2 separate regions of the Mus musculus genome follow, and region 2 is linked to region 1. The links are chromatin loops, found by intact Hi-C in ENCODE. Cell type or tissue: heart. All regions are shown on one strand. Links, peaks and the distances in the headings refer to the core of each region. The heading gives the core; the rest is flanking DNA.

Region 1 (5,381 bases), core at 103-5,102:
GCTCTTCCGGATGCTTCTGGATGCTCTCTCCTTCATACCTACAATAAAACCTTCCTCTCAACCATACCCTGGAATGAGTCCTGGCCCCAGTTTATGAAAATATGTGATGCTGAATTCTGCTAGAGGAACATTTGGTAGAGGGTGGAAACTAGATACCAATGGTTAATGATAAATCACTTTCATATGCCACATACTGTGTATCACGGGCTTTTTTATGATAGCTTTTGATTTACAAAGCCTAATTTCCCAACATATGCAAGATCATTGGCTAATATAACAATATAACCTACCAAGATGAAACTTGAACCGGTCTTTTTTTCTTTTTTCTTTTCTTTTTCTTTCTTTTTTTTTTTTTTTTTTTTTGGTTTTTCGAGACAGGGTTTCTCTGTGTAGCCCTGGCTGTCCTGGGACTCACTTTGTAGACCAGGCTGGCCTCGAACTCAGAAATCCACCTGCCTCTGCCTCCCAAGTGGTGGGATTAAAGGCGTGCGCCATCACCGCCCGGTGAACCTATCATTTCTTATGCTTGGGGAGAAAAACGTCTCTCCCTGGGATGACACCCTTTTAGGTAAGGTGCCTAGAATAATTTTTAGCCTTGTCTTCTGAAAGAACAGTGTATCTGCTGCTACGGAACTATCCTGACTGTGAGTTAAACGAGGAAGGAATTTTTATTTTCCCCTGTAAGGAGAAGCCTGAACATAGCATATCAGGGCGGGCAAAGTCCCTTTTTTTCTGCCTTCCTCAGCAAATCCTACCGGCATGCACCACCACAACCGGTGTCCCTTTTTTCTGTGAAGTGTTGCTCTTGGTCTACAATTCCTATTTCACCCCCAGCTCCCAGCAAGAAGGAAACTAGAGAGAGAGGAGGAGGTCCTCAGCAAGAGTGCCAGGCTTCCCAGGACTTTCCTGCTGCATCTCCCCAGCAGCTGCATCTGCTACACTTTAGCTTGGTAAATTACCTCCCTGAAGAAGAATAGGACTTTCCAAGAAGTTAAAGTGAGGAATTATTGAGACAGTATGTGTCTCTGGTAGACATCTGACAATTTAGAGGTAGGAGAATTGGGATGAAAACCTCTGATGTGGGTTTCCAGAAGCTCTGGATTCCTACCTCAGTTCATGTCTTTATTCCCGTGACAAAGAACCTCACAAAAGCAACTTCAGGCAGGAAGGGCTTCTTCAGGCTACAGTGGCTGCCAAGGCAGGTGACGGGAGAGGGGCCAGCTGCTGTCAGGTAACAGAGAGACAGAAGCTCAGCTCCATTTCTCCCTTTCATTTGATCCAAGACCCTGGTCTGCAAGGACGGTGCTGCCGACATTCAAGATGGGTTTCTCACCTACATGAACTTCTCAGGAAATGGCCTCCCAGATACATCCAGAAGTGTGTTTCCATGGTGACTCCAAACCAATCAAGTTGGAGGGCAGGTTAGCCATCATAGCACTTTTCTGAATGAATTCTGTCAAAAGGGAGACAGAAGAGGCCTTGGGCTCACCTTCAGTTCCATTATTACAGAAGAGGAGAAACTGAGACGCAATGGGTCTGCCAAAATCTCGCCAACAGCTCTCCAGACAGGAGCCTCCTGGAATCTGGTATGTAGTCGTCCCAACACCTCTAGATGGGAAAGGTCTCGGGACAGCTATTAATAATACATTTGGGGATGGAAGAAGAGAGTGGGCTCAGCCTCCTGGACCATTGAGAAAGGCACTGGGAGAGTGTAGGCTGGCTCCTAGGAGCTACCGCTCCAGCCCTCTTCTAGCAAGGCACCACTCCACCGAAGGATGGCACTGCCTGCTCTGTCAAGCCTAGCAGGCAAGGTTGTTGTACAGTTAGTTAGTTTAGAGAGATGTATGGCTGGCTCTGTTTGATGTTCACACTCCAGAGATGGTGGCTGCTGTTTTTTTTAGACCCATGAACTAACTGCATACCTACTATTGTTCCTTCCCTCCTTCTCCACAAAAGGGATTCCCCCAGCCATTTCTGGCAATCTTCCATCTCTGCCCCTGGGGAGCTCTGGGCTGAAGCACCTCACAACCTCACTGGATTTCATCATTTCTCCTTTCTTCCAGGATGTTTCCTCTGAGCTGGGAGATGGGCACACCCCAGTTCCCCTTACAGCCCATATTTAACAGCCAGGGTACCTTTACTGCCCTGTCAGGCCATTTCTGAGTTCCTGGCAAGGTCAGTTCAGCCCCAGCGGGAGGTGGAAAGGCCTAGACTACAATTCCACTCATGGATCCCCTTAGAGAGCAGTGGGAAACAAGCAAGCTTGCCATGTGCTAAATGTTTAAATAACTAACAGGCCATAGGCTCTCAACAAATATTTGCTGAGTTAATACAGGCCGGCAAAGAAAGAAATGCAATATATGTTATCGCAGACTTTAATTTTGAAAAATCAGAATTTATAGTGCACTAAGGTAACTGCTTAGTGGCTCAAGTCTTGTGGTCTTGGGAGCATATTCGTCTGCAGACTGAAAGGTAAACTTGAGAAACTAGCTACAGAGCAAGAGGTGGTGGGTGACACAACGGCAGTTAGGAGCATTTCAAACTGGGATTAGATCCTCAAAGCCTGACACACTAGGAAAGAGTTTCCCCTCACCCTGCAACTCCTGCAATCTTCTGCCTACTCAGTCGGTCAACTCGGTCGCCTCTTGTCGCCCAACCCGCAGGGGGCGTCCTACGCACTGTCAACTCGGAAGTGCCCGCATGCAAGCTGTTTTTTCCAGTATGAGCTAGATGGAAGACCACAGTGTGGAGTCACGCACCTTACCCTGAGCAGTCTGGGCCTGACTACTGAAAGAAAAGAAGAGCATCCGGATTACTCCCGCAGTAACCAAAGACAGGAGGCGGGGCGGGGCGAGCGGAGGTGAGCCTCGCGTGGCCCCGCCCCTCGAGGGGACTCACCTGGGGCGGGCGGGGCGTGGGTGGGCGGGGCGAGCGGAGGTGAGCGACGCGCGGACCTGCCGCTCAGGCAGTTACGGAGGTTGGTGGCTTTTGGCTACTCACGCTACGCCAGGGACTGAGGAGTGCCAGCTGAGGTGAGCGCACGACTCGTGGAGGCCACTGGCCGGTCGCGTCGCGACGAGGCTTCCCTTCCTAGGACTCGGGGTGACGCTGCGGTGCGGAGCGGGAAGCCACCGCCGACGTCTGTGGCGGACGAGGGCAGTGTCCCACGGGCGCCCGGTTCCCCCGGGGCGGCTCCCAGCCTTCTGCAGCAGGCAGAGAGGTGAGGTGGGTGTGTGGCGTTCCTCGCGGACTTCCCGGCACTTGCGGGCACTTGCAGGGCGGTTGAACCCTGCCCGGGCGCACCGGGTCACTGCTGCTCTGCAAGGGCGGTTGGTACTGGAGCGGGGCGGCTGGCTCGGGGACCCGCCCTGGGGAGCGAGGCTTAAGCAACTTCTCTCCTTCTGCGGTGGTGGCCAAACGGTGGCAACCCTCCACCATGTCCCTGTTCCCCTTCGTCTCCAACTTGTGCAAATGATCTGATTAGGGCGTTGTTCCTTAGATCCCAGAGGTAGATCATGCCCACAGTGACAGAGGACACGCGAAAAGTGGTGCTTTATATTTATGAATGTATGCTAGCACATATTGGCATGACCTATACCTAGCATTTCCTTGTGAGTCAAGTTTTTAAGTTAACAGGTTACCTCCTATGAGAATGCCAAGTAAAATGAGAGCCCTAACAGCAAAACTTGTGGAACTTGACTGTGCCCTGGTTTTGGAATGTTCTGGATTTTGAGGAAATATTTTTAGTTTTTGAAAGGGTATCATAATTACATTTTACCATTTTAAAACATTTCTCTCTGTGTGTCTGTCTGTGTTCTGTCTTCCTGTGTGCACACACGTAAAAGAGGACAGCTTTCAGGAATAGTCTCCTCGTGTGTCAGTAGTTGCATCTCAGGTATTCTGACTTCTGGCAAGAGTCCTTAGCCCCTGTGCCATTTTGGCTGGCTCCATAATTAGATTACTTAAAAAACTGATCTTTTAGAATAACTGACTGAAGTTAAAATGTAAACTGAGGATTTGTTTCATTTTGGGGGTCTGGAGCACACTGGGCTATGAGAGATTGACAGTCAAAGAGGGATTTTAGGAATGCAAGTCCTTTCTCTGTCTAGTTTTGCAATTGTTTGATATTTCCCTTTAAAAGTTGCAACACTACCTTTTTTTTCCCCCAGAAGGTTAGTCACCACAGGTGATTCTAGTTTCAGATTCTATATCATATATAATTATGTTTCATAAATTGGATGTGAATACTGCCTCATCAGACTGATCAGAAAGGTCACAGTTTCTGCCCCGCCTCCCTCTAACACACACAAGAAGGCACACGGCACACGTGTATGTTAAATAGATTGAGTGGATGCTGGCTCAGCTTTTTTCACACACACACACACACACACACACACACACACACACACAGAGAGAGAGAGAGAGAGAGAGAGAGAGAGAGAGAGAGAGAGAGAGAGAGAGAGAGAGAGAGAACAAACAAACAGGGTTAGGTTGCCTCCAGTCAGGCAGTTTTGTATCAAATGTGTTAGCACTTTTTCCAATGGCTCAAATCCCTTCTAAGTTATACTCAGCAGAAAAACAGGCCCAGGCTTCCGGTGTGGCTCAGCAGTAGAGCATTTGCCTGACATGCTCCAGGGCCTGGGTTGGGTCTCCAGGACCCCTCAGCTCCCCAAAAGAGACCAGAGTGAACATTCATATGGTCTGCTTGTATTGTCATATGTGCCTCTGTAATATTCTGTATGTCAAAAGTTTATTCAATGATGACGACAGCCTAAAATGAACGGGGATGTACTTAATCCTTGAAAAAAGATCTGTATTGTTTTCTATATTTACTCCACTTTGCTTCCAGGATCATGAAACAAATACCCAGCAAAGAGCTGACTCCTGCAGTGTCTCATGGTCCACACCATGCTTTTCTTTTTATCTGTGTGGAGAGATATTTGTGTTCATCTAACTTAGTTCTTTTGCTTTGAGTTTTAACCTGTAACTCTTAGTATGTTCTATCATGTTTGCCTGGCAGACTGTGAAAGTCTAAGGTTCCCAAGAGGGAAGAGTTGAAGTCTGGGAAAACAAAGAAAGGGATACAGACTCCTGAAAGATAAACCTATGTACTAAGTAACTTCACTGCAACTGAACGTGATATTCCTTTTTGTTTAAAGAAAGGCACCACATAACACCCTGCCTATGACAACTGACTGGTGAAGTGTTAGAAAAATCGCCTCAAAGGGAAATATGAGACAGCTTATTCTTAAGTCAAATGAATGACCATGGCCTAGGAAAACATTCAGGTTGGCCCAAATCACACATTCCAATGTGATAATTGTCTCATAATGATTTTTATAGTTATAGAACAATAAAGTCATAAAGCAAACCATTTAAAA
Region 2 (5,381 bases), core at 65-5,064, 280 kb after region 1:
GTCTTAAATGGCGGAACTAACGGGAAAATCCATTCCCTGCATGGCAGAGAGCTAAGAATGCAGCACTGAAGAAGCTTGGCAGCCTTGGTGAGGAGTGACCTAAGAGGTCGGCTGGGTGGCAGCCTTGGTGAGGAGTGATCCAAGAGGTCAGCTGGGTGGCAGCCTTGGTGTGGAGTGACCCAAGAGGTCAGCTGGGTTACAGCCTTGGTGAGGAGTGACCCAGGAGGTCGGCTGTGTGACAGCCTTGGTGAGGTGTGACCCAAGAGGTCGGCTGGGTGACAGCCTTGGTGAGGTGTGACCCAAGAGGTCAGCTGGGTGACAGCCTTGGTGAGGAGTGACCCAAGAGGTCGGCTGGGTGACAGCCTTGGTGAGGAGTGACCCAAGAGGTCGGCTGGGTGACAGCCTTGGTGTGGAGTGACCCAAGAGGTCGGCTGGGTGACAGCCTTGGTGAGGTGTGACCCAAGAGGTCGGCTAGGTGACAGCCTTGGTGAGGTGTGACCCAAGAGGTCGGCTGGGTGGCAGCCTTGGTGAGGAGTGACCCAAGAGGTCGGCTGGGTGGCAGCCTTGGTGAGGAGTGACCCAAGAGGTCGGCTGGGTGGCAGCCTTGGTGAGGTGTGACCCAAGAGGTCGGCTGGGTGACACCCAAGAGGTCAGCTGGGCAGCAACCTTGGTGAGGAGTGGCCCAACAGTTTAGCTGGATGACAGCCTTGGTGTGGAGTGACCCAAGAGGTCTGCTGGGTGACAGCCTTGGTACAGAGTGACCCAAGAGGTCTGATGGGTGTTGGCTGGGAGAGGGGTCTGCACAACTGAATTGTTTGCAATGTTGTGTCATGAAGGCCTTCTGGGAATCTTGTTTCCTTAGGTTTTTTGTTTTTGTTTTTACCGTTGTTGTTTTGTTTTGAGACAAGATCTTATTGTATAGCTTTGGCTGGTCTCAAATTCACCCTGTCTTCAGAGCTCTGGGATTAAACGTATGTGCCACTATGTTCTGCATATCCTTAGTTTGTTTGTTTGTTTGTTTGTTTGTTTATTATATGTAAGTACACTGTAGCTGTCTTCAGACACTCCAGAAGAGGGAGTCAGATCCCATTACAGATGGTTGTGAGCCACCATGTGGTTGCTGGGATTTGAACTCCGGTCCTTTGGAAGAGCAGTTGGGTGCTCTTACCCACTGAGCCATCTCACCAGCCCAGTATTTTTTTTTAAGTCCTATTTTACTTTTAGTTGCGTGTTTCTGTGTGTGAGTATGTGTACTCCATTTCAGTGTCTATGGTGTGGGATTCCTGTAGCTGGGGTTATAGGCAGGTGTGAGCTGCTGGACTTGGGTGCTGGGATCTGAACTCAGCAAGGGCAGCAAGTGTTCTTCACTGCTGAGCCGTGTCTCCAGCCCCATCCTCCAGTTTTGAACCATGTCTACCCTATTATGGAGGAAGACTGTAACGCAGTAGGGGTGACTGTTGGGCTGGGAAGATAGCCCAGCAGCAGACAACTTGCTTCTATGTCTAACCATCTAGGGTCCATCCCTAGCTGGGGAGGGGAATGATGGCTGCATGACATCTGAGGGTATGAGTCTCTCCTAGACTTACATGCTAACAAACATTGAACATTGTGTGTATGAATGTGTGTGTGATGTGTATATGGTGTGTGTGTACATGTGTGTATGTAGTCTATGTGTGTGTATATATAGTGTGTATGTGTATATGGTGTGTGTAAGTGATATGTATGTGTGTGTATGTATAGTCCATGTGTGTGTATATATGTGTGTACAGATAGTGTGTGTGTAGTGTGTATGTGTATATGGTGTGTGTGATAACATGTGTGTGGAAGCCAAGGGATACTCTATGAGAATCAATTCTCTCCTTTTACCATTATGCATCCAGGAATGAGGCACGGTGATGAGTATCTTTGCCCATGGAGCCATCTCATCAGTCCACAGACATTTACAAATGATTAAAGTATCTCACACTTAAATATTAAGAGAATTTCCTATTTATCAAGACACCTTATGTTTCTTATTAGCAAATGTCTAAGAAGCCCAAAAGAACCTGGCAGTGGTGGTGCATGCCTTTAATCCCAACGGTCTGCTTCCCAAGGAGAAAGAGGCAGGCAGGTCTCTGAGTTCAAGGTCAGCCTATTTGACAGAGTGAGTTACTGGACCGGCAGGGCTACCCGGAGAAACCCCGTTTGGAAAAACCAATGAAACGAAACAAAACAAACAAACAAACAACGACAACAACAACAAAACCCAGCAGCAGCAGCAACAATGGCAGTAGCAGCAAGAGAACAAAACACCCTAATCTCACTGCTCAAAGGAACTATTTGTTAAATTGTAGTATGTATTCTCCGAATATGTGTCGATGGATTTTAAAAAGTCCCCGATTGTACAGATGTATTGAAATTATTTTTAGTAGTGTGCACTTTGAATATGATAGTGTGGGCTGAGATAGCTCAGTGGGGAAGAGCGGCTGCTGCTGTTTCAGGCAGCAGGGTTCAGTTCCTTGCATTCAGGTCAGGAGGCTACAAGTTCCTGTAGCTCTAGTTCCGGAACTCTGGTGCCCTCTTCTGGCCTCCTTGGGCACCTGCACACATCTGTGCATACATGAACATAAGACGTACACAAATACACTTAAAATAAAAATAAGAGGATATTTTACAACATATCTAGTGTTTTTTTATTGGATATATTCTTTATTTACATTTCAAATGTTATCCCCTTTCCTGGTTTCCCCTCCGAGAACTCCCTATGCCCTCCTCTCAACATATCTAGTTCTTAATTGACCCTTTATTGAGATGTAAATCACAAAACCCATTAACTGATTTTTTTTTTTTTTTTTTTTTTTTTACAAATTTCTTAGATAATGTTACAGAAGTTGGGTCAAAAAATATGTGTATTTTAAATCTTTTGGCTCTAGCTTGTCCAACTACTCTGGAGAAGAGTTTGCCAGGGAAGCTGGTAATATTTTGTTAACACTTCTTTGCCTAAGTTATTTTATTTTATTTTTTTTCGAGACAGGGTTTCTCTGTGTAGCCCTGGCTGTCCTGGCTGCCTAAGTTATTTTAAAGTCGTTTTTAACTAGTAGCAATGGGAGTCTATGAGCGCCCTCTAGTGGCCAACTTAAGTTTTGCAAGGATTTTTCTTCTGTGGAATTAAGCTTGGCGTGTAAAATCTTCACAGAGAGCTATCTTGGCTGTTTAAAGGTCTTTTTCTCAGCCAGGCTTGGTGGTGCATGCCTTTAACTTAAGCACTTGCAAAGCAGAGGGAGGTGGATCTCTGATTTTGTGGCTAGCCTGGATCGAGTTCCGGGACAGTCAAGGCTACACAAAGAAATCCTGTGTCCAAAAATCAAAGTGAAGACCCTTTCTTGTAGTTGGAGCAATAAGGTGCTTTCATTTCAAACTCTGATTTTGTAGTGGGTAATGAAATATTTTAAATTTCTGTTGTGTCACATAAAAAAGTGCCCAATTTTGGGGCTGTAGCGAAAAGGGAAGTGGGGAACAAGGAAAAAAACAGTGCCCATTTTTAGTAACAAATTTAGAACCAACCAACTAACCTTTTGTTGAACTAGTACTTATTGATCACCCACTATGGTTTTACATATTATCTACTTCATGTTCGCACACACACACATACACACAGAGATACACATACATACACACATATGCAGACACACACAGACACACATGCACATACATACACACTAACACACACAGACACACATGCACATACACACACACACATGCACATACATACACACTAACATACACACAACACACATGCACATACATACACACATACTAACACACACAGATACACATGCACATACATACACACAGACACACATGCACATACATACACACTAACATACACACAGATACACATATACATACATACACACTAACACATACACACACAGACACATGCACATACATACACACTAACATGCACACAGATACACATATACATATATACACACTCACACATACACACACAGACACATGCACATACATACACACTAACATGCACACAGACACACTAACACATACATACACACTAACACACATACATATACACTAACACAAACACACAAACACACATGCACATACATACACACTCACGCAGACACATGCACATACATACACACACAGACACACATGCACATACATGCACACCCCCATGTGTTGTGATGAGGGAACAGCTCTCTTGGGTTGGTTCTCTCCTTCTATTTTATGGGCCCCATGATCAAACTCGGGTCATCAGGTTTGGCAGTGTGTGTCCTTACCTGCTGTACCATCTTGCAGGCCTAGTATCCACTTCTTCTTTTTAATTCATCTCCTTTTTAAAAAAAGATTTATTTATTTATCATATGTAAGTACACTGTAGCTGTCTTCAGACACCCCAGAAGAGGGCACCAGATCTCATCACGGATGGTTGTGAACCACCATGTGGTTGCTGGGATTTGAACTCAGGACCTTTGGAAAAGCAGACGGTGCTCTTAACCACTGAGCCATCTCTCCAGCCCTCATCTACTTCTTAATTGTCTTGTTTTGGAGGTGGTGTTCATGACAGGTTTCTAATAACCCTGCAGTAATGTCTCCTTGGTTCTTGGTGCCCAAGCACTCAAGATAACCTATTAAAGTAGAATAATGGTTTGCGTAAGAAACAGAAGGAAGAAGTTACAGACATGATGGGCCATGCCTGGAGTCCTAGTATAGAGAGTCTGAGAAAGGAGGATTGCCAGTTAGAAGCCAGCCTGGCTTACATAAGGAGACTCAATCCTGGAAAAAAGCAAAGCAAAGAAGATACAGAAAAAGCCATCAAAAGCCCCTCTTCCTATTCTTTAAAAACAGAACAGCTATGTAGTATTAATAACAGAATTTCTTGTTTCCAAAGACTTGTTTTTGTTTTAAGTTATGTGTGCCCATGGATGTGTGCACACGTGGGCAGGAGCATTAAACTTCCCCAGAGCTGGGTTACAGGAGGTTGTGAGTTCCCTGATAATGATGCTGGGAACAGAACTCAGGTGCCCTGCAAGAGCCGTAAGTGCTCTCACGCTGGGGCCAGCTCTCAGAGTGTATTCTTTCTAAATCACGCACGGAGTGAACTCCCCGGAGCATGTGATGCTTTGGTCACGCTATAACACATATGTTTTCAGTAAAAGGTTTAAAACTTGACCAACTGGCCATTGTACCAGTGTTCTGTGGAGCTAAGGACAATCCTTGTTCTTACTGCCTTTAGCTATGGGACCTAACGGTGGGACTTTTTGGATTGTTTTCTCATTTTTCTACCCAGGACTCACATACTTTATTGTTATCAGTTTCTCTAGGGACAAATCCCCTGGTCAATGGTCCATGCCCAAGTAGTTAGCCCTATACTTACGAGA

Evidence for each region. Hi-C counts contacts between places; a loop is a spot of excess contacts. Peaks named below come from ENCODE experiments on the same cell type or tissue, not always from the same donor. Only the 100,000 strongest peaks of a DNase experiment are listed, where the experiment ranks them.
Region 2: a loop joins it to region 1, with 2.2 times the contacts of the local background. A loop is called at or near these places in 6 of 42 quality-filtered maps.

What each region holds. Positions count from the first base shown.
Region 1 is chr3:30,853,026-30,858,406 of GRCm38, forward strand. It overlaps Gpr160 (G protein-coupled receptor 160), which reads left to right and starts at 2,925. Exons shown (of 4, transcript NM_001134385.2): 1 at 2,925-3,220. Gm42199 (a long non-coding RNA gene) reads right to left here and starts at 2,784. Exons shown (of 3, transcript XR_880730.3): 1 at 2,594-2,784; 2 at 1,109-1,453. In heart, for the core only: a CTCF peak has its summit at 2,666 (motif pointing right); a DNase peak (open chromatin) is centred at 2,686; H3K4me3 peaks cover 1,306 bases; H3K27ac peaks cover 917 bases; H3K27me3 peaks cover 2,135 bases.
Region 2 is chr3:31,136,120-31,141,500 of GRCm38, forward strand. No RefSeq gene overlaps it. Among named protein-coding and RNA genes, the nearest start is that of Cldn11, 11 kb to the right of the region's middle. In heart, for the core only: CTCF peaks have their summits at 2,539 (motif pointing left) and 3,114 (motif pointing left); no DNase peak of the experiment used is centred there.